Linked DNA regions of Homo sapiens: all the other regions are linked to region 1. A link is a loop called in an ENCODE intact Hi-C map of the cell type or tissue named here. Cell type or tissue: mammary epithelial cell. All regions are shown on one strand.

What was found. A loop is a pair of places that touch in the nucleus more often than their neighbours do. Peaks named below come from ENCODE experiments on the same cell type or tissue, not always from the same donor. Only the 100,000 strongest peaks of a DNase experiment are listed, where the experiment ranks them.
Region 2: it touches region 1 in a loop (5-fold over the local background); 2 of 110 quality-filtered maps call a loop at or near these places.
Region 3: a loop joins it to region 1, with 3 times the contacts of the local background. A loop is called at or near these places in 4 of 110 quality-filtered maps.

The regions. Positions count from the first base shown.
Region 1 is chr5:111,677,077-111,685,076 of GRCh38, reverse strand. All of the region lies in intron 2 of STARD4-AS1 (STARD4 antisense RNA 1), which reads right to left. Among named protein-coding and RNA genes, the nearest start is that of NREP, 76 kb to the left of the region's middle. In mammary epithelial cell, no CTCF peak of the experiment used is centred here; DNase peaks (open chromatin) are centred at 3,886 and 4,196; H3K27ac peaks cover 1,265 bases.
Region 2 is chr5:111,154,745-111,162,744 of GRCh38, reverse strand. It overlaps the pseudogene PNRC2P2. Among named protein-coding and RNA genes, the nearest start is that of CAMK4, 66 kb to the left of the region's middle. RefSeq lists an enhancer at 4,366-4,535. In mammary epithelial cell, a CTCF peak has its summit at 4,441 (motif pointing left); a DNase peak (open chromatin) is centred at 4,434; H3K27me3 peaks cover 181 bases.
Region 3 is chr5:111,831,738-111,839,737 of GRCh38, reverse strand. All of the region lies in intron 1 of LOC105379122 (a long non-coding RNA gene), which reads right to left. It also overlaps a transcript of NREP not described here. Among named protein-coding and RNA genes, the nearest start is that of NREP-AS1, 77 kb to the left of the region's middle. In mammary epithelial cell, a CTCF peak has its summit at 4,379; no DNase peak of the experiment used is centred here; H3K27me3 peaks cover 737 bases.

The DNA of each region.
Region 1 (8,000 bases):
CAGAAAAGGAGATGAAAAAATTTTATTTTAGAATTGAACATTAACATTTTCTTGGATGACAAATATTTAACGTATACCATGTGAAAATATCACATTTAGGAATTTTTAATGGTTACTATAATTGGCATTAAAAATGATTTACTTAAAAAGCTGATTGGGCCTAAATATGTGTGTTAACCTTACTAGTTTCATGTGTAAAATAAGGATAATAGTATGTAATACAGGGAGGGGTTTGAGATTTACCTGAGATTACATGTGAGAATGTTCTTTGTAAATAGATCCAAAAAAGAATCTCAGTGGAGCATGAGCTTTACTGTCTGACACATCTGCATTTGCATTCTAGTGTTGCCATTTACTCGTGGAATGACTTTGGAAAGGCTACTTAGCCTCTCTATACCTAATTATCTCATCCATAATGACGAAATAGTAATACAACTGACAACATACAATTTTTATGAGGAGAAGAGAAAATGCACATATAGTGCATAATAAAGCACTTCCTAAATGTTAGATTGTATTAAAGATCTAGAAAAAAAGTCCCTTTCTAGAAAGTCACTAATGTATGGTAACAGGAAATTATGGCCCTAACTGCAAGTATAATAAACTCTTCCTTTGTCTGAGTGTTTCTTACAATACGGGATGTTTTGTACCTGTGCTGTTAGATGCTCACAAGATGTTTTTGAAGGAATTAAGTAATGAATGCGGTGAATCGCTTACTCCATACCAAAAATGGTGACTGTCTTCGTATCCTGAACATGTCATTACAGTTTCATGTAAAAGCGGGACATTCTCTGAATGTTTAAATCAGTTCAGATCATTCTTGTTTTAATTTCATAGAGAACATTAATATTGTCATTAGAAAAATTATAGATGCTTTCATTTTAGAAATCAGCCTGGCAGGGCAATAGTGGTAGATATGTAGCCACAATCCCTACTAATACAGAGCCCTCTGTGTGTTCCTTCTACAGAAAGAAACCTAAATAAACTATTAAGCATGAGCGGTTCAACTGTTAGGTCAGGATTTCAGACCCATGGGCTGAGCTCATTGAGATGTCAGAACTATAATGGGCTTGTTCATCTCTGAAGGGGGTTCGGGGTCAGGTTCAAAAGCAAAGATTATCTAGTGAAAGGCCACACGCCTTTATTTTGTTTGTTTCCAGTGAATCAGAACAGCCTATTGTCATTGCTCTTACTATATTGGAAGGTTCTAGGTTCCTCAGTGGCTGATGAGTATGTATGTTAAAGGCAACATAAGGAGACTCAAACAGCCCGGGCAAGATCAGGAGAACCTGTCTCTACAAAAACAATTTTAAAAATTAGCTGAGAGTAGTGGCACAGGCCTGTAGTCCCAGGTACATAGGAGAATGAGGCGGGAGGATCACTTGAGCCCAGGAGTTTGAGGTTACAGTGAGCACCATCACACTCCATCCAGCCTGGGAGACAGAGTGAGACCTCATCTCAGGAAAAAAATAATAATAAAATAAATAAATAAAGGCAACACCCACGAATATATGAACTCAAATTTCTTCCCTGGAATTATCCAGTTTTTTCTGTTGCTTTATGAAGACAAGGAGTGTCTTAGATCACAGGCCACCTATTTTTCTCCCAAGGTTCAAATTTATTTGATTAAGAAGGCAATCAGTGGCTATTTGTTCCAATAGTTGTGTTGCCACTCTTCTTAACCCTATAATCTTAAATCTCGTTTTTTACAAAGTAAATTTCACCAGTTAGGCATAGAGTCATGCTTTACTACAATTGCCAAGTCTCGCGGGTTGTTTTTTTTTTTTTTTTTTTTGGAGCTTTTTAGTTCAGACGAAAAAGAGAGTTATGGTCTCTAACTTCCTGTCTATGGCCAGCTCTGCCATGGATGGCACTATGCCCTCTTAAATTCCCATTCTCTCCATCCACTCACATGTTGCTGAACAGCTTTGCCAGGATTTCATACAGGGAAGCCTTTATGCCATACATACAGCCTTTTCAGATGTCACCTCGAAATCATCTTCATCAGCCTTGAATACTTGGATCCCTAGAGGGGTTCCTGGCACCCTAAACAGCAGAGGCCCTGTGTGTGAGCTTGAGGCATGAAGCCACAGAGGCAACGGTACCCTCTGGTTGAAATGGGTTTTCAATAACCCATTTCAGCAGCTCGTGTGTCACTGAGCTGCTGCTTCTCCGCTCCTTTCAGTGAAGGGAAACTTCAAAATATTTGGGGCATACAGGATTCATGATGCATGTTGAACAGAGGGATTCATGCATCATTTAGAGTTTTCCTGTGCTTAAGGAGACATATGGCGGTCGTGTTTTCTAATGTAAATATCAGAACCCTTGGCTACATTTGTCGAAGCACAAGGACAGAATATTTGAAATCAAAATGATCTTAGAAAAGCCTGTGTATATGGTAAGCACATCTCTCAGGAGTTTCCAGACCAGCAATCTTTCTTTGCTTCGGGATCCCCTTGGAATTCAGTTCTCTCTGCTCTTTTTCCCAAAACACTCTCAGTTTTTCTGGTCTCTCTTCAGTGTTTGATGTTGATAGAGGTTATTTCTTTACTGAATTATTTGCCTATCACCCAGGCCACAGGCAAAAACATCAAAATATGACCATCCTTCCTGCCCCCGGGAACGTCACTAGCTGAAAACCTTGTGTGGTTCCTAAACATCAATGTGGCTGAAGTGCCATCTAACTCTAGAATCAGCTGTCTGCCCCTCACTCAGTGCTGACTCTCTACTTCCACCCCAAACTTATTTCTGCTCCGTAATGGTAATAGCAATGACGACAATGATAACCGAAATTTAGCCAGGGCTTCCTAAATCTCGGGGCCTTATTACTCATTTATATTCCCACATAGCTTCCTTTAACCCCCACCTGGGAATTTTGAGAGCTTCCCTGAGGATAACATTTAAAAGTTAAAATGAAACCTTGTTTTAATATTAAAAGCAATACTTAGAATTATATCAGACTACTAACATCAGAAAATACAGATAGCCAAAATGAAAGAAAGTGATAAAAGCACCCATGGCACAATCCCAAAGATCACAAGACAGCCTGGGTGTTCTTGGAAATTCTGCTGTTTAACAGGATTTAAACAACAACAAGCGCAGCGTTATGAGGCAGGATCTTGCACCCCAGCAAAGGTCCAAGGGAAGTGGGACTTTCGTTCCTCCAGGACAGAGTTGTGAGGAGGGGCCTTCCCATGCAGGGTGAGTTAGAGGTACCGGTCAGCCTTCCACTGCCCGGCCTTGCTCACTAAAAGCTAACATCGTAGCCCTTTGCCTCAGCCCTCCATCCCCTGCACTCTTCCCTGCCCCCCATAAATACCTGGGAAGTTGGGGAGAAGGGGTGGCTCCCAAATAGCTACTTAAGAGGGATCTAGGTTTGGCAGACACATGCAGCCCTGGTTGCTGGGGGACATGTCTGGAAACCACATTCACATAGAAAGCATACTGCTTTTATTTAGAGAGTATGTTTAAATAAACATACACAGCAGATGTTGGAGGCTGATGGAGACTGTAGTGGGGCAAAAATCCTCCTAAGAAAACCCTTGACATTGGACTGTGGTTGACCCCACCAAGGAGAGAAACTTCGTATCAGATTATGCCCCAATAGAGTGCCCCTGCCTAGAAAGAAAAGGCAGCCTCGGGTGGGCAGGGTGTTGGAGACAGAAGGGACAAAAAAAGGGGCCCATGACAATGGCTCTAGGTTATCCATTTGCCTGGGTCTGATTCCCTCAGGACCCAGGCTGCAGCAAACAGCTTGCTTTCTTTATCCTTATTGAATTAGAAGGAAGTCAAGGAAGCCTGCATGATTGTAAGTCAGGGAAATGTGAGCGACTTTCAAAAGCTTGCAACATCAAACTTTCCCATTGGAATAGAGCCAAGCCAGGGCAGATGTGTCAAAGTCTGCTTTTGGCTCCCTTGCTTGCTCACTCCAGGAAGGGGGAGGATGAAAGGAGAGACGGGAGAACAGGAAGGTGTACATATAGTCAGTAATGCTGCATTTGGTCCTAGGAAGGGAGAAGTACAGGTCAAAGGGGTCCCACTTATTGGCCATCACAGTCTGTGAAAACAAAAAGCAAAAACTGAAAAGCAAACAGCTCTCTGCACAGGAATAAAAGAGGAGGGAGGAGGACTTAATGGAAAGTCAGGGCTGCCTAGAGGCATAACAAATAATCACAGGCCGGAAAAGTACAGTGGAGGGGAAAAGGAGGGCTAGGCAGATTCCTCGGCAGGGCTTCGGGCTATTTTCTTTGGCATCGTATCAATTATGTTACTGTGGCCTCTTTGAATTTGGTCATCTAATGCTCTAAATAAATACACTGTCCACATTTTTACAGTCTTGGAGTGGGGAGAACCTTCTAAGTCTAACAGGAGGCCCAGAGTCCATGAAGGAAAGGTTGACAGTTTGGAATGATTAAAAAGTCAAAACTTCTTTTTGGCAAAAACCAGTTCACAAGAACAAATTTAAAAGCCAAATGAGGACTGTGGGAAAATATTTGCAACACAGATAAAAGACAAAGAGTTAACATCCATTATAGCTAAAATATTCCAATAAAACAACATCAAAAGACCAAAATCAGAAGGAGGGAGACTAAAATGAACAAATAAGAAGAGGCATTTTAGAGAGAAAATTACAATTGGTCAATAAATATTTGAAAAATGCTCAAACTGACAATTACATAATCCATAATACACAAAGGTTATTTTTTATTAAATTGGCAAAATTTATAAAATTTTGATGACATATAGTGTTTTTAAGCGGATAAGGAGGTAAACCCCTTCAAATTCTGTTAATGTGTAATTTCTGTCATGTGTAAATTCGTATGACATTTTTGAAAGACCGTTTGGCAGAATTTTTCAAATTTAAAATAAAGACATTCTACAACCCAGAAGTACCACTTACAGAATTTATTTTAGAAAAGTACTGGGTCTACTGGGAAAGGGACATGTGTGAGTGTGTGTGTGTGTGTGTGTGTCTGTATGTGTATATTGTAACACTGTTATAAGTGCAAAAAATGGGAGACAATGCAAATACCATCAATAGGAAAATGGATCAATAATTCATGTAACATCCATACCAAGGAATAGAACAAAATGACCAAAAAAAATGAGATGTATCTACATGCACTGATGTGGTGCTATGTTAAATGAATAAAAAGCTGTAACATCCCTTGGGGCTCTGCGGTTGCTGGCATCTCCAAGTTTTTGGGCACTGCCACATCCCGCCTTGTCCAGACGCCAGTGCCCAAGGAGGAAGCCTGTCACTGCACACCGGGACCAGCCACAGGCTAAGCGCAGAGCATGGTGGGCACAGGATCTGGGCCAGTAGTGTGAGCTGAGAGCAGCCTGCGAGTGAGCCCAGTGGGCCTGAGTGAAGTCCGGGCAGAGGCACTGATGGCCACCGAGATTTCTGGCTGGCTAAGTGGCACCAAAAGGAGTGTCACATAGGTACATATAGCATATATATGCATATAGGTAAGCATGTATTGCATATCCTTTTTACAACAATTAAGACAAATATCTATATATGTACACTTGTATCTACACTGAGGAAAGTATACACAAAGAAAACATACACACACACACACACTCAAACTGTTTAAAGTGGTTAAACGTAACGGGATGAGGCAAATGACTAACCAAAAATCATTTTTCATTTGTTACATTTCTTTCTTGTTTGAATTTGTTATAGCATTTATCACTCTTACAGTTAAAAAGCACAATAAAAAGATGTAAACCGACATGCATACATTCATATTACTCTCCTACTGTAAGCAGCAAAGTAATTGTAGCATAAGAGTGTGATACACAGAACAACACCTTTTCCTATTCCTTCAGTATTACTGACTAGTGATCATGTAATTTTGGAGAGAGCTCTAAACTGAGAGCAAAAGGACTTGGACTATAATATTCTTGGGGCTGTAATACTGAGTATTTCGGTAGAACCTATGAAGCAGTATTCACCATACTTCTACCTCAGTATTTATAAAAACAAAAGAGTCACTTTCTTTAGAATTCCTACTTATTAGAGTCATGATGAGGATTAAATGAGTTATCATGTAGAGTGTTTGTAAAGTAGTTGGCACACAGCAAGCGCTAAGTTGGTTTTATTATTATTGAAGTAGTAAGTGTCCCTTTCTTTCCCACCTCTATTGTGGGAGGAGGTAAAATTCAACTGATTTCCTGACTTTCCAAAGGCAGAGGTCTTTAAGGACTTCTCTAGTGAAATGAGGGCACATGGTAGATGGTACAAAGGGAAGACTGGCATCTCCTTCCTCCTGGAGGATTGCAGGAGCCTGTGGCCCCACCATGGGGTTCCTGGAGCACAGAGAAGGGGCTAGGGGAAAGTCAAGGAAGGTTAGTGAATGTCCAAAGAGCAAGGATCACTCTCCTGGTTTTCCATGGAATCAAGTCAAGGGTGGCAGAGACTCTTAGGATTCTCATGAACCTAGACCTGACTGTAGAAGGAAAAAACACAGGGGCCTGCTGGCCATTCCATGAGATTGCCAATTGAAGCAACAAACAGTTGGGCAGGAAGGTACAAGGGAAAAAGGAAAAAATGGCACTGACCACTGGGCTTCCCAACACGGTGAGCACAAGCTGGACATCTGTCCATGATGGAGGTACCACTGGCTACCCTGAGTGACAGCCTGGCAGATGATGACATGAGCTGCAGGAGACCTTGGTTTAACCAAGGGATCATCATTCTAATAAGCTTCTTTCTAAGCTCTGCAGCAAAGGGTTAAAACTAGGGGGTGGAGAATAGGGAAAGATCCTTGAGATAAGGATGCTCTGGGGTTAAAATGATAAACTAGAGTTTATAAAAACTTCATTGAACTAAAAATATCACTGTCCTAGACTAAGTTTAACCTGGAATGAGAAAGAAGATAAGGTATCTGTTCCAGAAAGATTTTGTAGCATGTGTATGTGTGTGATAGGAAAAAGGCTTGAAGAAGAAGAGGGGAAAGACCAGGAAAGGTTATGTAGTATGAGAATAAGGTAGGCTCTATGCTTGCACAGATTTCCCATCTGCTGTACATCTTCTTTCCTCTCTTTGTTCCTAAGGAAACTTCTCTGTCCCCTTTCATGGAGTCATAACAATGGAAGAGGTTCAGGAGAAAGGAATCAGCTCCTTGCAAGGTAAAAAGAGTTAAGAGGGTTTTTTTGTTGTTGTCATTGTTTGCTTTTAAATACTATAATTTTAAAACAATGTACTGGGAAGAACACTGCAAATGGAATTCAGGAGATCAAAGAAACCTGGGATAAATATCTCGAATTCTCTCAGGCTCAATTTCCTACTCTATAAAGTCTGGTATTTGGTAGCATTAGATGACTTCTAAGATTTCCTCCATTATACTTACATTATAATTTCTGCTCTACTTCATGAACTGGAAGGGACCTTAGGGCCCGTCAAAACCCTGAGCCAATATAAGAACATTCTCTGGGATAATTCACAAAGTGTGTTACATTTTATGAATAAGTGTTTTTAATGCCTTAGTATAAATTGGTACTTTTTTTAATATAAAGGAATTGTGGACCAGAAGAGTGGTTTTCTTCGTCATGTTACTAAAATTGAGTTCCATCAGTTTTGTGTGCGAGTACATTATTTATCCACCAAAAACCTCAAAACTGGGGCTACAAGCAGAGTTTCTCAGAAGTTCCTTGTAAAGAAGTATAAGGGCTAAGCCATTGCTACACCTTTGCCAGGTGATGTTCAAGGATAAATGCTTTTAGGGTTGGGGGGTTATGCTAGTGGCAACAATAGAGATACCCCTAAACTGCAGGTGCTCAATAACTGCAAAATTTTGTTTCTTGCTCATGTGAAGTCACGTGGGTCAGCAGAGCTCTCTACTATCCAGTGACTCAGGGGTGAAGGCTCTCTCCATCTTGTCTGCCAGCACTTCAACATATGACTTTAAGTTCTTCTGATCAGGAGGAAGAAGGATACGGGAGACACAGCAACAGTTAGGAACCTAGGACCAGAAGTGCCATGTCACTTCTGC
Region 2 (8,000 bases), 520 kb after region 1:
ATATTGTGGACACCTACTTCATAAGGAACTTCTGAGGATTAATTTGAAACCATAAAGCATGGAGCACAATGTCTGGCACATAGTAAGTACTCAATAAACCTTAGTTATTATGAGTTACTCTGAATAGTTGTGATGGTTAATATTGAATGTCAACTTGATTGGATTTAAGAATGCGAAGTATTGTTCCTGGTGTGTCTGTGAGGGTGTTGCCAAAGGAGATTAACATTTGAGTCAGTGGACGGGAGAGGCAGACACACCCTCAATCTGTGTGGGCACCATCTAACCAGCTGCCAGTGTGGCCAGAATAAAAGCAGGCAGAAGAACATGGAGAGATTAGACTGGCTTAGCCTCTGAGCCTACATCTTTCCCTCATGCTGGATGCTTTCTGCCCTCAAACATCAGACTCCAAGTTCTTCAGCTTTGGGACTCAGACTGGCTTACTTGCTCCTTAGCTTGTAGATGGCCTATCGTGGGACTTGAGTTGTGATCATGTGAGTTAATACTCCTTAATAAACGCACATATATATATATATTCTATTATATATATATCCTATTATATATATATATATCTCCTATTAATTCTGTACCTCTAGAGAATGCTGATTAACACAGTAGTATATCAGATGTATTAGAAAATATGTTATTTTATACCACCATTCTGAAATTACAATGTATTCATTTGCCTGAGCTATTACTATAAGCTCCTTGTAGGTAGTGTATTAATCTCTTCTCACACTGCTGTAAAGAACTACCCAATACTGGGTAATTTATAAAGGAGAGAGGTTTAATTGACTTACAGTTCCACATGGCTGGGAAGGCCTCAGGAAACTTACAATCATGGCAGAAGGGGAAGCAAACTTGTCCTTATTCACATGGCAGCAGGAGGAAGAGCCAAGTAAAGCGGGGTAAAGTCCCTTTAAAACCATTCAGATCTTGTGAGAACTCATTCACTATCATGAAAACAGAAGTATGGGGGTAAGCACTTCCATGATTCAATTACCTTCCACTGGGTTCCTCCCCTGACACATGGGGACTATGAGAATTGCAATTCAAGATGAGATTCGGGTGGGGACACAGCTGAACCATATCAGGTGGAATCTATGACTCTTTTAACTCTGTATCCTTACTGCAATAGCTAGTATATATCAGATTTTTATTAAATGTTTGCCTAATAAGTGAATGAATAAAATTTTCAGACTTTTTGCTCATGCTTTTCTTTGTTTAAATAATCATATTATTTAAGTGGTTTAAAATTTTTGGAGGTTTTCTGGGTGTCTTAGTATGTGCAGGCTGCTATAACAAAATAAACTGGGTGGCTTATAAACAATAGAAATTAGTTTCTCATGGTTTTAGAAGCTGGGAAGTCTAAGATCAAGGTGTCAACAGATTCAGTGTCTGGTAAGGGCTTTCTAATTCATAGACAGCACCTTCTAGCTATGTCCTCAAATGGCGAAAGGAACAAAGCAGCTCTCTGAGGCCTTTTATATTTACTTAATACAAATTATTTATTTGAATGGAACTATTTCTTTTTTAAAAAAACAATTTTATTGTGCACATTTAAGTCATACAACATGATGTTGTAGGATACATATATAGTAAGATGGTTACTACAGGGAACAGATGAATGTATCAACATATTCATCATCTCAGTTACCCATTTTGCTTTTCTGGGGCCTCTTTTATAAAGGCACTAATTCCATTGATGAGGGTGCTCTGCACTAAGGACCTAGTCATCTCCCAAAGGCTCCAGCTCCTAATACCATAACTTTGAGGATTAAGATATCAACATATGTATTCTAAGTGAAGTAACACAGGAATGGAAAACCAAACATCGCATGTTCTCACTGATATGTGGGAGTCAAGCTATGAGGATGCAAAGTCATAAGAATGATACAATGGACATTGGAAACTTGGGAGGAAGAGTGGGAGAGGGACGAAGCATACAAGACTACAAATAAAGTGCAGTGTGTACTGCTTGTGTGATGGGTGCACCAAAATCTCACAAATCACCACTAAAGAACTTACTCCTGTAACCAAATACCATCTGTACCCCAATGTCTTATGGAAAATTTTTTTTAAATATCTAAACATAGAAAAGGTAAAATAAAATAAAATAAAATAAAATAAAGATTTCACATATGTATTTTGGGAAGACAAAATATTCAGATCATAGCAATGAGTCTAGAGAGGCAGTAATGTCTAAGTGTCAGAAAGATAATAACAGGACGCACCGCACTGGGATCTAAACAGTGTGACCTTCGTGCTGTGCTCTGAGCACTTTTAAATATGTTGTACCTTGTATTTCTCAGTACAACTCTAAGATGTAGGGGCATTAACATTTCCAAATAATAAATAAGGAAATATAGCTAACGGACTTGGAGGCATTCAGTTCATAAGGGCAGCAAACATGAATGAGAAGGGTGAAATGCATTGGTTGGAACCCCAAATGGTGCAGCTCTGCCACTTACCAGTTAAGCGATTGATATGGATTGTCTGCGTCCCCAGCCAAATCTCATTTTATAGTTTCTGTAATCCCCACGTGCGATGTGAGGGACCAAGTGGAAGGTAATTGAATCACGGAGGCGGTTTCCCCCATGCCGTTCTTGTGATAGTAAGTTCCCATAAGATCTGATGGATATATAAGGGTCTTCCCCCTTCACTCAGTTCTCATTCTTCTCTTTACTGCCACCATGTGAATAAGGACGTGTTTGCTTTTTCCTTCTGCCCTGATGTAAATTTTCTGAGGCCTCTACAGCTCTTTGGAGCTGTGAGTCAATTAAACCTCTTTCGTTTATGATTTACCCAGTCTCAGGCAGTTCTTTATAGCAGCATAAAAATGGACTAGTACAGTGACCTTGGCCAAGTTATTGAAACACACTCTTGTTTTTTGGGTTGCCTTATATGTGATGTAGACATAATGCCAGTATTTCACATATACACCATGGAATACTATATGTATTCCATGCAGCCATAAAAAGAATGAGTTAACGTCCTTTGCAGGGACATGGATGAAGCTGGGAGCCATCATTCTCAGCAAACCAACACAGGAACAGAAAACCAAACACCACATGTTCTCACTCATTGGGAGCTGAACAATGAGAACACATGGACACAGGGAGGAGAACATCACACACCACACACCGGGGCCTGTCGAGGAGTGGGGGGCAAGGGGAGAGAGAGCATTAAGACAAATATCTGATGCATGCGGGGCTTAAAACCTAGATGATGGGTTGATAGGTGCAGCAAATGTATACCTGTGTAACAAACCTGCACATTCTGCACATGTATCCCAGAACTTAAAGTAAAATTAAAAAAAAAAAGAAAGAAAGAATGCTAGTATTCTCTTGTAGGGCTGTTTTGAGGATTAACTAAAGAAGTGATTATATTGTCTCCCTGTGTTCTGTAACGTATTCTGTCTGTTGAGCTCCCCAGTGGCCCCACAACTTGATCTTTGGGTCCTACTGAGCCTATCCTCTTCGAGCCATGCCCAAATCTTTAGCATTTGCTCACTTCTTCCTCGACATGGTCAAACTCCAAAACTCTCTTCCCTTATGTCCCTTTCACACAAAGAACATTCATTGAAACACAATTAAAACAAATTAATAGCAATGTTGAATAAAGCTCAGAGTGTGATTCTCCTGAATTTTTCTGTTAGTTTGTGATTGGTTTGTTTTACCATCTATCTGTGCAACGAAGAAATGCATTCATGATGGTAGATGTGCAGACACCATGGTTTTTTTCCTAAGGAGGAGCAGGGGCCTTCCTAGTTTCACAGATTACACCTGGTAGATAATCACCAACTCTGTATTTGGGTGAGATCGGCCCGTTTAAGCAACTAATTGCAACATGGGGTGATGGGAGCCTTAAGCCAAGGGCAGGTGTTCTCAATATGGGCTGCAAAATAGAATCACCTGGGAAGCGTTTAAAAGGCTTGACTCTCAGACCGTACTGTAGACCAATTAAATGAGCGTTTTTTGAGTTAAGAACCAGACAGGTATTTTTTTAACTGCCTACATTATTTCAATATAATCTGGGCAGTTAGTACAAATATATTTCAATATTCAGTCAAGATTGAAAACCAGTGGCTGCCATAAGACTTTGTGGCCACAACAGTTAAACTCATCTAATCAGTTTTCCTCTGGCTCCTTCACAAAACAGTTGGTTCACCTGGAAACTTGTGCTCGCCTATAATAAATCATTTGCATTGCCTTGAAGATGATTTTCATTTTGCAGAAATTACCACTAATTGAAAGACAAATACACACCAAATTCTGATATTTAATGTTACTATTTCAATATATGTTTCTCATTTCTAAAATCAACTGGTAGGAAGTCAAACTAACATACTTGATAACAGAAAATAATTTCTAATTCGATGCTTGAAATTTAAGGGATTTCGGGTAAGGAGTCCTCACATGTTAGATGGTGTCGTCATCTACTGGCACAATGTGGTATTGCAGCTCATTCCTGAGATGCTGAGGACTCCGAGAGAGTAAGAGTGCTTCTGCCCAGAAGCGGTTTATCATTCACTTCAGCGAAACATAATTTTTCTGGGTCCAATACGTGGATTCCGCTATCCTCCAAGGAATCTTGGTTCTTACATAAAGACTAGTACTAGTGACCAAAATCTGATGCTGTCTCTGAATATCAGAGTTAGTGTTCAATCAAATTGTGTTCTGATGCAGAAAAAAATATTTGTGGAGAATAGAAATACAGAAAAAAAATGTTTTGGAGGAAACTTTAAAAGAATTCTGTGGATTAAACTAAAATTTCAAAGACTTATAAATCCAGAATATTAGGAGCCTTCCCCGCTCCTGATTTATTTTAATTGTACTGAATAATGCTTGTGAGTGTTATAATCAGCCTATCTGGAGGAACCCTATAACAAACCCTGAGATTTATCTTCCCAATATCTATTAGCCTCTTCCCCTTTACTAACAGCATTCAAATTTTGTTCCAAGAAAAATTGTCCCAAGCTACAAAACTCAACTAGCACCCCATGCCCTTCAGTTACGGGCCTCTGCATGAAACAGTTCTCATCAATGGAATGTCGATAACAACAGTCTGCTGGGAATTTCTGGGGAAAAGTTTTGCTTCCTGATAAACATGCAATTCTTCTTCATACTTTCTACCAGTAACGTGGGCAAATGTAAAATAGGCATCCTGTGGCCATTAGAACAGAAGCTACATGCTAAAGACAGGAAGGTAGGGAGGCAGATGGAGCCTGGAACAGCAATGGCTTCATGGACTTACTACCCTAGCTCTGGACTCTCTGTCTGCCTAAAGAAAGCCATTATAGACTGAATTTTGTCCCCACAAAATTTATGTGGAGTCTTAACCCCTCATGTGACTGAAGATAGGTCCTTTTGGAAGTATTTAAGGTTAAATGGGTCATAGGGGTGGGACCTAATCTGATCAGACTGGTGGTCTTAGAAGAAGAAAAAGAGATCTGAGGAACTGAAAAGAGCAGCGCCTTAATCTTAGACTCCCTAGCCTCCAGAACGGTGGGAAATAAATTTCTGTTGTGTAAGTCACCCAGTCTAGAGTATTTAGTTACAGCAGCCTACACAGACTAAAAAAAACCTCATCTGGTTAAGCCACTGTAGTGGGTTTTCTACTGCTTGCCTGCACCCTCTCCTCTGATGCAAAATGGGGTACCTGAAAGTGGGATATTGCAAGTAAAAGGAATAAAAATGTGAAATCTCCAGGAATACAAGGTAGAGAAGTAGACAGGTCTCACCCATTACAAGCTGCGAAGTTGATGACCTTTTTAATGTGGTTATTAAATATTTATATTTTTGTGCTTATTGTAGCTGCAGCATCAAGGGAAGTAATAGAAAAATTTAAAATGTGCGTGTTTCTTATTGCTGAGTTTTGCAAAGTCCTACTTGAAAGAAATGAATTCATACTAAAGCTAGTCATTCTGACAGCTAAGAGAGCAGGTGTGGGCCTGTGGCCTGCAATCTAAGATGTCTGAGAAGCCTATATGATAAGAGTCTACCAGCTTTGTGAAGAAAACACATTGCTTTCCTACCTTAAACTGAAGCCTTTCACGTCAGAGCTGAAGCAGCAGCCCTAGCAGGGGCTGGTATTGGGTTCCCAGCTCTCTCTTCCAGGTCTCTGCTGGACAAAAGAGGCACACCTGCTGGTAAATAGAGATTAAAGGGTGTTGCTTTTCCTCCAAATGTGTGATTTCACATTGCTGATGACAGAAGGTAAAAGGAAAGACTATGTGTGAAAAATGAAGACCTGTGACCAGGAAACAATATTTCTCAGACATTAATATTATGAGTCCATACTATCTTTGGCTATGGTTTCTCACATGTGGCATTGAATAGACTGAAAGGCTACAAAATTTCAGAAAGAACTGTATTTCTAAAGAAATATCAGGTCAGTAGAGGCAGAAGGAGGAGGTAGGGTTGCACACACCAGGGTGGGCAGCAGTTCACTCCTCAGTGCCCATGGGCTTTGGTCCATGCCTCTCCCTGGAAAGGCAGGAAGGCTTTGACATGGAGAGGGAGCTGCTGCCGCCATAGTTCTGAGCTTGAGGTTGCTAGGACTTATCTCAGACTTGTGTACTGAGGAAACTCAGATATTGGCCTCAGCTCCTAGGCTGCATTTAGCAGATCGACCTATGAGAACTTCTATACTGAGACAAAGGAAAGGATCCATCAGAAAGTAACATCTATTATCTTGAGCTTGGCAGCAAGGAAGAGGACAGGTATTGGAAACCCTGCTCTCTAAAAAGCTGACCGAAAAGTGACAAAAAAGCTGAAGATGGGTGGTGGAGACAGGTATAACATTCTAGCCCCTCAATCTAGAAATATTAGTAAGAACCAAAAGCAACTTAATAGAAGACCAAGGATCAGAATTCCCAGAAGATGGTTCATAAGAAAAAAGAAAGAGGATGTGGGTGGAATTAATTAGCAGCTGCATAACAGGTCATGCAAAATGGGGGGAAGAATAAAAATTTCCCAAATAATCAAAATTGGAGCTCTAGCTTATCAGGTCCCAGCTTACTTTTTTTTTTTTTTTTTTTTTGAGACAGGGTCTCACACTATCGCCCACACTGGAGTGCACTGGTGCCAACTCGGCTCACTTCAACCTCCGCCTCTCAGGTTCAAGAGATTCTCCTGCCTCAGCCTCCTGAGTAGCTGGGACTACAAGTGCCTGCCACCATGCCTGGACACTTTTGGTATTTTTAATAGACATGGTTTCACCATATTGGCCAGCCTGGTCTTGAACTCCTGACCTGAAGCGGTCCGCCTGCTTTGGCGTCTCAAAGTGCTGGGATTACAGGTATGAGCCACCGCGCCTGGGCCCCAGCTTACTTTTTAAATCTCAAGCGAATCACAACTATACTGGAGCCAAATTGATTGAGCTGCCATCACGAAGAGTTCTTCCCAAACTATCCTTCCACTGGGTTCCTGTTTCCTTTATTCCTTCAGATAAGGAAATAATGATATTTCAAATTAAAACCTTACTTAAAGTACAGGTATAAAATAAGATAAAGTACTGATGTTTAAATTTAGTTGTGTTGCTGGGCGCGGTGGCTCACACTTATAATCCCAGCACTGTGGGAGGCCGAGGTGGGCGGATCACCTGAGGTCGGCAGTTTGAGACCAGCCTAACCAACACGGAGAAATCCCATCTCTGTTAAAAGTACAAAATTAGCCGGGCGTGGTGGTGCATACGTGTAATCCTAGCTACTCGGGAGGCTGAGGCAGGAGAATTGCTTGAATCCGGGAGGTGGAGTTTGCGATGAGCCGAGATCGTGCCATTGCACTCCAGCCTGGGCAACAGGAGTGAAACTCCATCAAAAAAAAAAAAAAATTAGTTGTGTTTACAGATAATTGTCAGTTGGTCTGAAACAAATTCACCAGGGAATTAATCTATTAGTGTAGAATTGCTAATTAATGTAAAACATATAATTAGACTTCACCTCATTTGTTTTATGTGCATTGTGATGTAATGTAGCATCAGTGCAACTTAAAGTAATT
Region 3 (8,000 bases), 150 kb before region 1:
TTTATATTATTATAACAACTTTTGCTCCTACTTCTGACAAAGGGCCTTAAGTAATATTATATATTGAACTAACGTGGTTGTTCTTCTTTTGGAATGTATAGGACTATCCCCATAGCAATAACGGTAACCATAACAGAAAGGTCACCAACACTTCATTATAATTTAATGACAGGAAAGGAAAGAAAAATACGTCATTTTAGTTGTACAGGAGAATTTTGGTAAGAACATACTGTAACCTGACCAGGACAACTGCACTCTTAAGAAAACAATACAGAAAGCCAAAATATCCATTTAATAGCTGATTTCAGAGTCAGCATTCTGAGGCATGCTGTCCTTGGATGTGATGTACAGACATGGGCCGAATGGGAAAAACTTACATATTGAACCATCCACATCACCACCTATGACTCTGGTCATTGCCCTTCATGCTCTGGAAGCAGAATGCCTTGTGTTCCCCCAGCTAGTGAGAGACAACCACATCATAGCCTTAGGTTCTTGTTTAATTTTTTAAGCCGATTTATCCTGCAGTAAAATTTTATTAAATATTAGGCTAAAACTTTGATAACTATGATTTGCTATGCTAGAGACAATGTAGTTTGTAACAATGAAGATGAAGTCTGAGTATGTTTTGTTCATTGTACTACAGGGTTATGATTTCATGTATATTTGATCAATAGAGTATAATCTAGAAACGTCATGACATCCCATTCTGAAATACTTCAGAAGGTATTTTTTAAAAATACGGACATTTTCCCCCATTGAAACATTAAATTATCCCACTTATCAAAATTGACAATACTTTAATTGTCTAATTAAATCCATGTTCAAAATTTTCCAGTTGTCTCCAACATGTCCTTTAGAGCTCATCTGTGTATACATCAGCTACACATATGTATCTATTTCTATATATGTGTTTTTATAGATTATATACGTATCATTATGAATTCAACATATGGGTCATATAGATTATATCATTATATGTATGTCTTATAAATTTATATATGCATACAAACACACACACATATATATATATCATCATGAATTTCAAGGAAATAATCTATAAAATTGTGGGGACTGGCAAGTCTGAAATTTGTTGGGAGGCCAGCTGACAGGAAACCCTCCGATAGAAGATGCTGCTATAGATTTGAAGCAGAATTTCTTCTTCCTCAAGAAAATCTCAGTTTTGATCTTAAATTCTTTCTATTCATTTAATAAGGCCCACACATTATCAAGGATAATTTCCTTTTCTTAAAGTGTTTGTAAATGTTAACCATATTTACAAAATACCTCCACAGCCAATACCTACATTAGTGTTTGGTTGAATAAGGATGTACTATAGCCTAGTCAAGTTGACACATAAAACTAACCATCACGGTATTATTTAGCTTATTCCTGTAGCCCTATAGCCCTGTGCTGACCAGTGTAGTAGCCACTAACTTTTGAACACTTGAAATGTACTTAGTCTAAACTGAGGTGTGCGTAAGCACAAGTCCACATCAAATTTAGAAGACATTCTGCAAATAAAAAGAATATAGTGTCTCATTAATAGAGTTTATATCACATATTGAAATAGTCTTTTAGATATATTGGGTTAAATGTTTTAATTACTGATATTAATTTTGTTTTTTCATTTTACTTTTTAAATGTGGCTACTAGAAAAATTTAAAATATATATATGGCACACATATTTCTTTTGGGTAGTGCTAATCTAACCCCTGTATTTTCTGTAATCTAGAAAATAGACTCTAAAGGTTTAATTAGATTAATTAGCAAAATTGCATTGTAGATGGTGTTATAGACTTCACATAACAGTAGAAAGTATTATATTGATACTATCAGTTATTTACGGTTTGGCCACTGGAATGAGGTGACGACCCTCTGATTCCTCTATGAAAAAATTATGTTTTTCCTCTTTGTGACCAGAAGGTAATCTGACTATGCTACTTTGCCACCATATGAAATGTGTGGTTTTTCATCAACAATTCACCTAATGATTTCAATAGCAATTTATAATTCTTTCCTGAATCATTTCATCAAGCACTGAAAAATAGCTAATGTCCAATCTTGTCACTCTTTGCACATAATTATTATTCCTCTATAACATGAGGCTTTCCTGTTTAACTCAGGCTATTTGGTTGCTATGAATACTTACTAGAAAGGTAAGATAAAGTCTTATCTCTTTTAATTACCACTTTTCAAAGTAAGGAAGTGACTTAATAGCTACCATGAATGATGACAAAATACTTTTTTCTTGTTTTCTCTTTTTGAATATCATTATCAACTCATGGATTTTTTTCATATATACAATATCTTTCAATCAATTTCAACCATTATTCTTTTTGAAGCTTGGATTTTTACAACTTGGACAGTGGGAGCCCCTTAAATAAGGTTTCAGTGTCCTTTTCACAAACCTCATCAGTCCTGAAAAACTTTCTGCTTTCTGGAGCAGCAATACATCCCAGACTTACCTTGTATCTTCCCTACCTGGATCTTGAATCAGTAATTTCTCTAAGAAGCTCTGGTTCTTGATTGTAGGAAATGTATTTAGAAACTAGGATCTTCTGTTTAGAGTCAGACTTTATTCACTGTAATAGTATCTAAATTTCAGTCATAAACTTAGAAGCCAAAAAAAATTTTATTTTTCTATAAGTGAATTTCCACTGATGTCAGAAAACTAAATCTTGCCCATCAAAATAAACTTAGTACCTTCTGGATTTTCTTAGGCTTAATTGGAATTAAATTCAAGTGAATTCAAGTCTTCTTTCTTCCTCTCAATTCTTTTCCCATTTTCCCCAAGATGATACAGACTTAGAGGTTAGGGTGGAAAGAGTGTTTTGTGTTGTCCTAGCACCCAGAAAGAAGTGTCTTATTCATGTAGGGTTTGCCAGATTTCACAAGTTAAAACACGGGACACCCTTTTGAAGTTATATACACAAAAAATGTACATACTCTTTTTCCTCCTCAGTTACCAGGTCTTTGCAGACTACCCTGAGTCCTCCTTGTCTCAGCCTATAGGAATTTCCATGTCACAACCACTGCCAGCTCTCCCTGGCTATAAGAAAATTTAGAATGCTCTCTCTCCCTTCTCTGGGGCTCTGGGAGATTCAAGGCACTGTCTTTCTCCTATTTGTCACATGTCTACTTTAATGCTGGCTTCTCTTTGAAATGTTTTGTCTCCCACCCAAAGCAATAAATACCACTAATATTGATGTAGAGAGCCAAAGAAAACTGAAAGAAAGATTTTTGTTAATGTTGCCAATTTTATTTTGTTGCATATTCCTCAGAAGAGACTTGCTCTTCCCTGACTTAGGTCCTATCTCTCCCCACCTCCAGAATTTTGCTAATGTATTGCTTTTGCACAGTGACCTTCCTCACCCACACCCCTCTCTGTATATTCAGATCTACTCGTTCTTCAGATCCCATACAGACCTAAAAAGCATGCCTTTCCCTTTCTATTCTAATAATACTTCATCTTTGCCTGTTTTGAGGGGCAGTGTTTAATTCATTCATTCTTTCTATAGACATATATTAAGTACCTATTGCCTACCAAGGTTTATGTTCTTTTTACCTGAACTAGATTGCAAACTCTTTGAAAGGAGAATCAGTGTCTAGTTCATCATTACATTCCTGTGCTTAGTAAATATTTTTGAATGAATGAACGAAGGGAGGAAGGACTGAGTTAAGCATATGAATTGCTGACCACACAGATTGCAGGAACCTTATTTCTTTTTCACCTCCTAGTGCCAGAACCTGAATTCTTGGCTTTCCTCACTTCTCTTTTAAAGTTTCTTACATCTGCATCCATTTTCTTTTTGCATATCTTTCTAAGATGAAGAAGGGACCCATTTTCAGTCTCAGACTAGCCTTTCTACTCACCTTCTGGTCAAGAAATCATTTTGTCCTAATTTCCCTATGAACTTTATACAGCAATGACCTTTTTCCCCCTATCTTCAGCCTCTCCTCTGTCTTCTTCTACTCAGCATATAAACAGGCTCAAAAGCCTGAAGTCTTAAACCCACAAACCACTTATCCCAGAATGTTCCTATCTGCCTATCTTTATTTCCTTTAAGGTTACAAGTAACCTATGTTCCAGCCTTATTAAAGTATCTGATCTTCTATCTTGGTTGACCTCCCTTGCTTTTATATGCTCTTTCTTTTGCTTGAATATCCTCATTCTTTGTCTACTTAGTTTTACCTATGAACCCCCTAAATCTTAGCTCAAGGATTTCCTCCCCTGAGAAGCCTTTTATAGAAGAGCTGTTCATGCCCCTACCTTTATAATTTTAGCCTGTATCTGGCTGTATAATAATTATCTGTTGGTAGATAATGCCTCCTTCAGGCGATTGCGAGATCCTTGTGGGCAGGTATAAGGTCTTATTAATACTATTACTATTCCTATTGGCTGGCTGTGGTAGGTCCTAGAAACTTTACTCAAATAGACAAATGAATGAACAAATTAGACTAATAATTATTTTATAGCTACTGCACTGTGCCCAGAAAAAAAATCCTATGATAGTCCAAGTGAATGGGTGTGTTCCTTCTGTGGCTAGCCCTGGCAAGGGCAGCATGACCTTGGCAAAGTTGTGTCATGTATTGAATAGGAAATCAACTAACTTTCCTGTTTGTGTAATATGCTGGCCACAGGAAAGATGGATGTGTGTGGTGAGAGCAGCAAATAAAAAGACCTTCTGTGCAAGGAATGTTCCTCTCTTACATTTCATTTCATAGGAGGTGCCTTCTTGGAATGTGAACCCAAATTCAAAGAAGGTTAAAACAGATCTTGCTTACATGTGCAAAGAAAAGTAGACAGTTGTAAAAATCTTTATTCCTGGTCTGAACCTCCTGCTAAAGCAAACATAGGGAGGAAAAGAAACTTCATAATTCCCCACTTGGCTATAAATTCTTCCTACTATTCACTGAAAATAAGAACTGGGGGGAAAAATTATCTACCAAAATGAATTCATTTTTCCCACTCCAATACACATCTTAAAGATGAATAATCTGAGATGCAAAGCAGTGGGAGGTAATCTGTCCAAGGTTCCACAGCCAGTAATGGGCAAAACTGGCTCTTCAACTCAAGTTTCATAATATTTCACCCTACATTTTTTCAATTACATTCTGCTAATTATCTGCATAAGTTTTAAAAGTACCCAAAGAGGAAGGGATGGCTTCAATAGCTGGAATATATTGTGAGAGTGTAAAATAGTTTGTTTGGATATGTTTCCAAATATTACTGCATTTGCCATTTTCTTAATTAGTCTATGGCCTGATGTTGATCTTTTCTGGCACTTAAAATATTATTAGTTTGAAAATAACTATTTCATATCTTGGTGCTTCAACTACAAAATGTATGGTTCTACTTTTGGAAGCATCAGAGAGATCAATGACAGAACTAAAGAGAGCCATGGTATTTGATAATGAATCTCCCTAGTTGCCATAGGGTAGCTGTTAAGAACTGTGAAGTATGTGAAATTTTATCTTACTTATAATTTTACAAGTTTACTTCATGGATGCTGACAGAAGACATAAGACTCCTGAGTTAGGATTAAATACTTAATTACTCATGGCAATAGCAGTAGCTAGTATCTCCCAGCATTTGCTCTAGAATCTCCTGGCATTTGCTCTAGTTTTCTACTCCAGTTCCCACAGGGCAACACAAAAAAAGTCAGGTGACATCTGCATTCAGTAGGCTGATGTTACAGGAGAGGAGCCTGAGCTTAGGGAATTTGAATCTTTTATAACAGGGAGTAAAACTGCCTACCCTTTGCCCTATAGGGAGACACCATCTCTATCTTCCAAGACTGTTTGCTGCATAAACATAAACAAATATCTCAAAACTATAGTCTGAAACAAAGGAATTCAGTGCCTCTGCTCAAAGACATGCAGAAACAAAAGGGACCTATGGAGTATTGTCTCCCACTAATACCCACCGCATATTTCTATATTGCCTTGGCTTCTAATGAGTTTTCCCATGAGTATGCCACTCCATCAGCCACGCTGATCAATCTTACTGACAGAGGCTGGGACCAAATCTGTTCAAGTAGTCTTAGATAGCATTTAATTAAGGTTACCACCATCAGAACTTCAAACAATAGGATGAGGCCATCCTGCAGTACTGACCTCAATCCTGTCCCCAGGGTATCAAACCCAACTAACTCTACAAATCCCATAAACCATCAGTATTTACTGTAGAAAATCAAGTGGTTTTCTCCCTAAATTGCTTGGCCTGAGGCATTAATCCAGATACAGTATGATTTATTAGTGATGAACAGATTTTACCTCGGTCTGCAAGGAGAAAAGTCTAGAATGATTCTGTCATTCATAACAACCCTGGAAAGTGAATTGAGACTGACCTAAATGCCTTTTGGCGCTAAAGTAGTATCATTGATCAGTTTAGGTAAAGTCAGAAAAACATTTTGTATTGGCTTTTCTCATGGAATAATTGCCATTGTAGGATAAACTGTCCTGAGGGTGCACACAAATAACAAGTCAGTTATCCCTCTGAGGATTTTCCTTGAGTAACTAAAAGTAACCTCATTTTGGAGAGATTTTCACAGTCATCTGAGGGCTACGTGATGTATAGGTGGTTTTTCTTTAAACATTTTCAGGTCTTTTATGAACACCTTTAAGGTACAAAACAGTGTTTTAAAGAGGGAAGCAAGTCCATTTCTGACTTCTGCACAAGTAGTACAGTCCTGGGGAAGTAATTCTTATTTGTAATCATTGGAGCCTGCCTGGCGGGAGCTACATTAGTCAGGGACAGATGAACACTGCTTCCAATGTGGCCTCCAAGCCAGGTTAGGGCTCTACTCTTATTTAGAGTGATTGAGTCTAATCCTTGATTTTGGAGGAACTTCCTGAAGAGTCCAACTTGCCCCGTTTGTTCAAGGTACCACCTGGGTGGCATTTGTCCTACCATGGAATGACTGCGTATTGGCTATGGGAATGGGAGTGGTAAAGAGATTCAGAGATGCTATCAGGCATTTTGCCTGGAAAGCGTAGCAGCTGAGACCTTCCCCTGTTGTTTCTAAGATTTCTCAGTAAAATTAAGGGAAATAGTAACTGTATTGGGGTCAGAACCATCTGGTAGAGAATGACAGACACAGAAGTTATTTAAAGTGCTTGCAATGGTTATAGGGAGAGCCACACTATTGCATTTTCCTTCCTGAGGAAGCCTCCAGGATGGTCTTTTGTTTGTTTGTGTTCTGAGACAGGGTACCACTCTGTCACCCAGGCAGGAGTGCAGTGATGCTATGTCCGCTCATTGCAAGCTCGTCCCAGATTTAAGCAATCCTCCCACCTCATCAGACCCACAAGTAGCTGGGACTACAGGCTCATGCCACCCCCAGCTAATGTTTTGTTGTTGTTGTTGTTTGTTTTTCTGTAAAGGTGGGGTTTCGCCATATTGTCCAGGCTGGTCCCTAACTCATGAGCTCTAGTGATCTGCCTGCCTCGGCCTCCCAAAGTGCTAGGATTACAGGGTTGAGCCACCACACCCAGCCCCAGGGTGGTTTTGAAAGACATAGCTCATTAATGTCCTTTTTTCCTCTGTACCTACTGAGGTCTAAGGTTTTCCTTCCCCAGAGGCCAGGGTTGTGGCTCTACCTCCACTGCCACAAAGTTTTTATGTTCCATTCCCGTAAGAGTAACTTCACTTTGTTATAAATCATTTCCTACTCACTCTTAGACCTTTCGTCCAGAAGGTTCCAATACATCCAGAAGGTAGAAAGCGTTCTTATAACACTCATAGAGACCCTTTGTCCTACACTTGGCCTACGTGGGCCACTCAGCAAGCAGTGTACTCAACCCAGTGACCTTTATCTTGTGGGGGATGTCAACCCCACAAGAGGGCCAGATAGTGGCACCAGAAATAAGTTTTTATTCTCTAGGCCCTTTTTGTCTGGCAGCTATCTTGAGGGCGTGCCAACCAGACTTCCCTGAGGCTGCCATTAACAGAAAGAAAGAAGTGTTGTGTCCAGGAATGATCAGGATAGAACCTC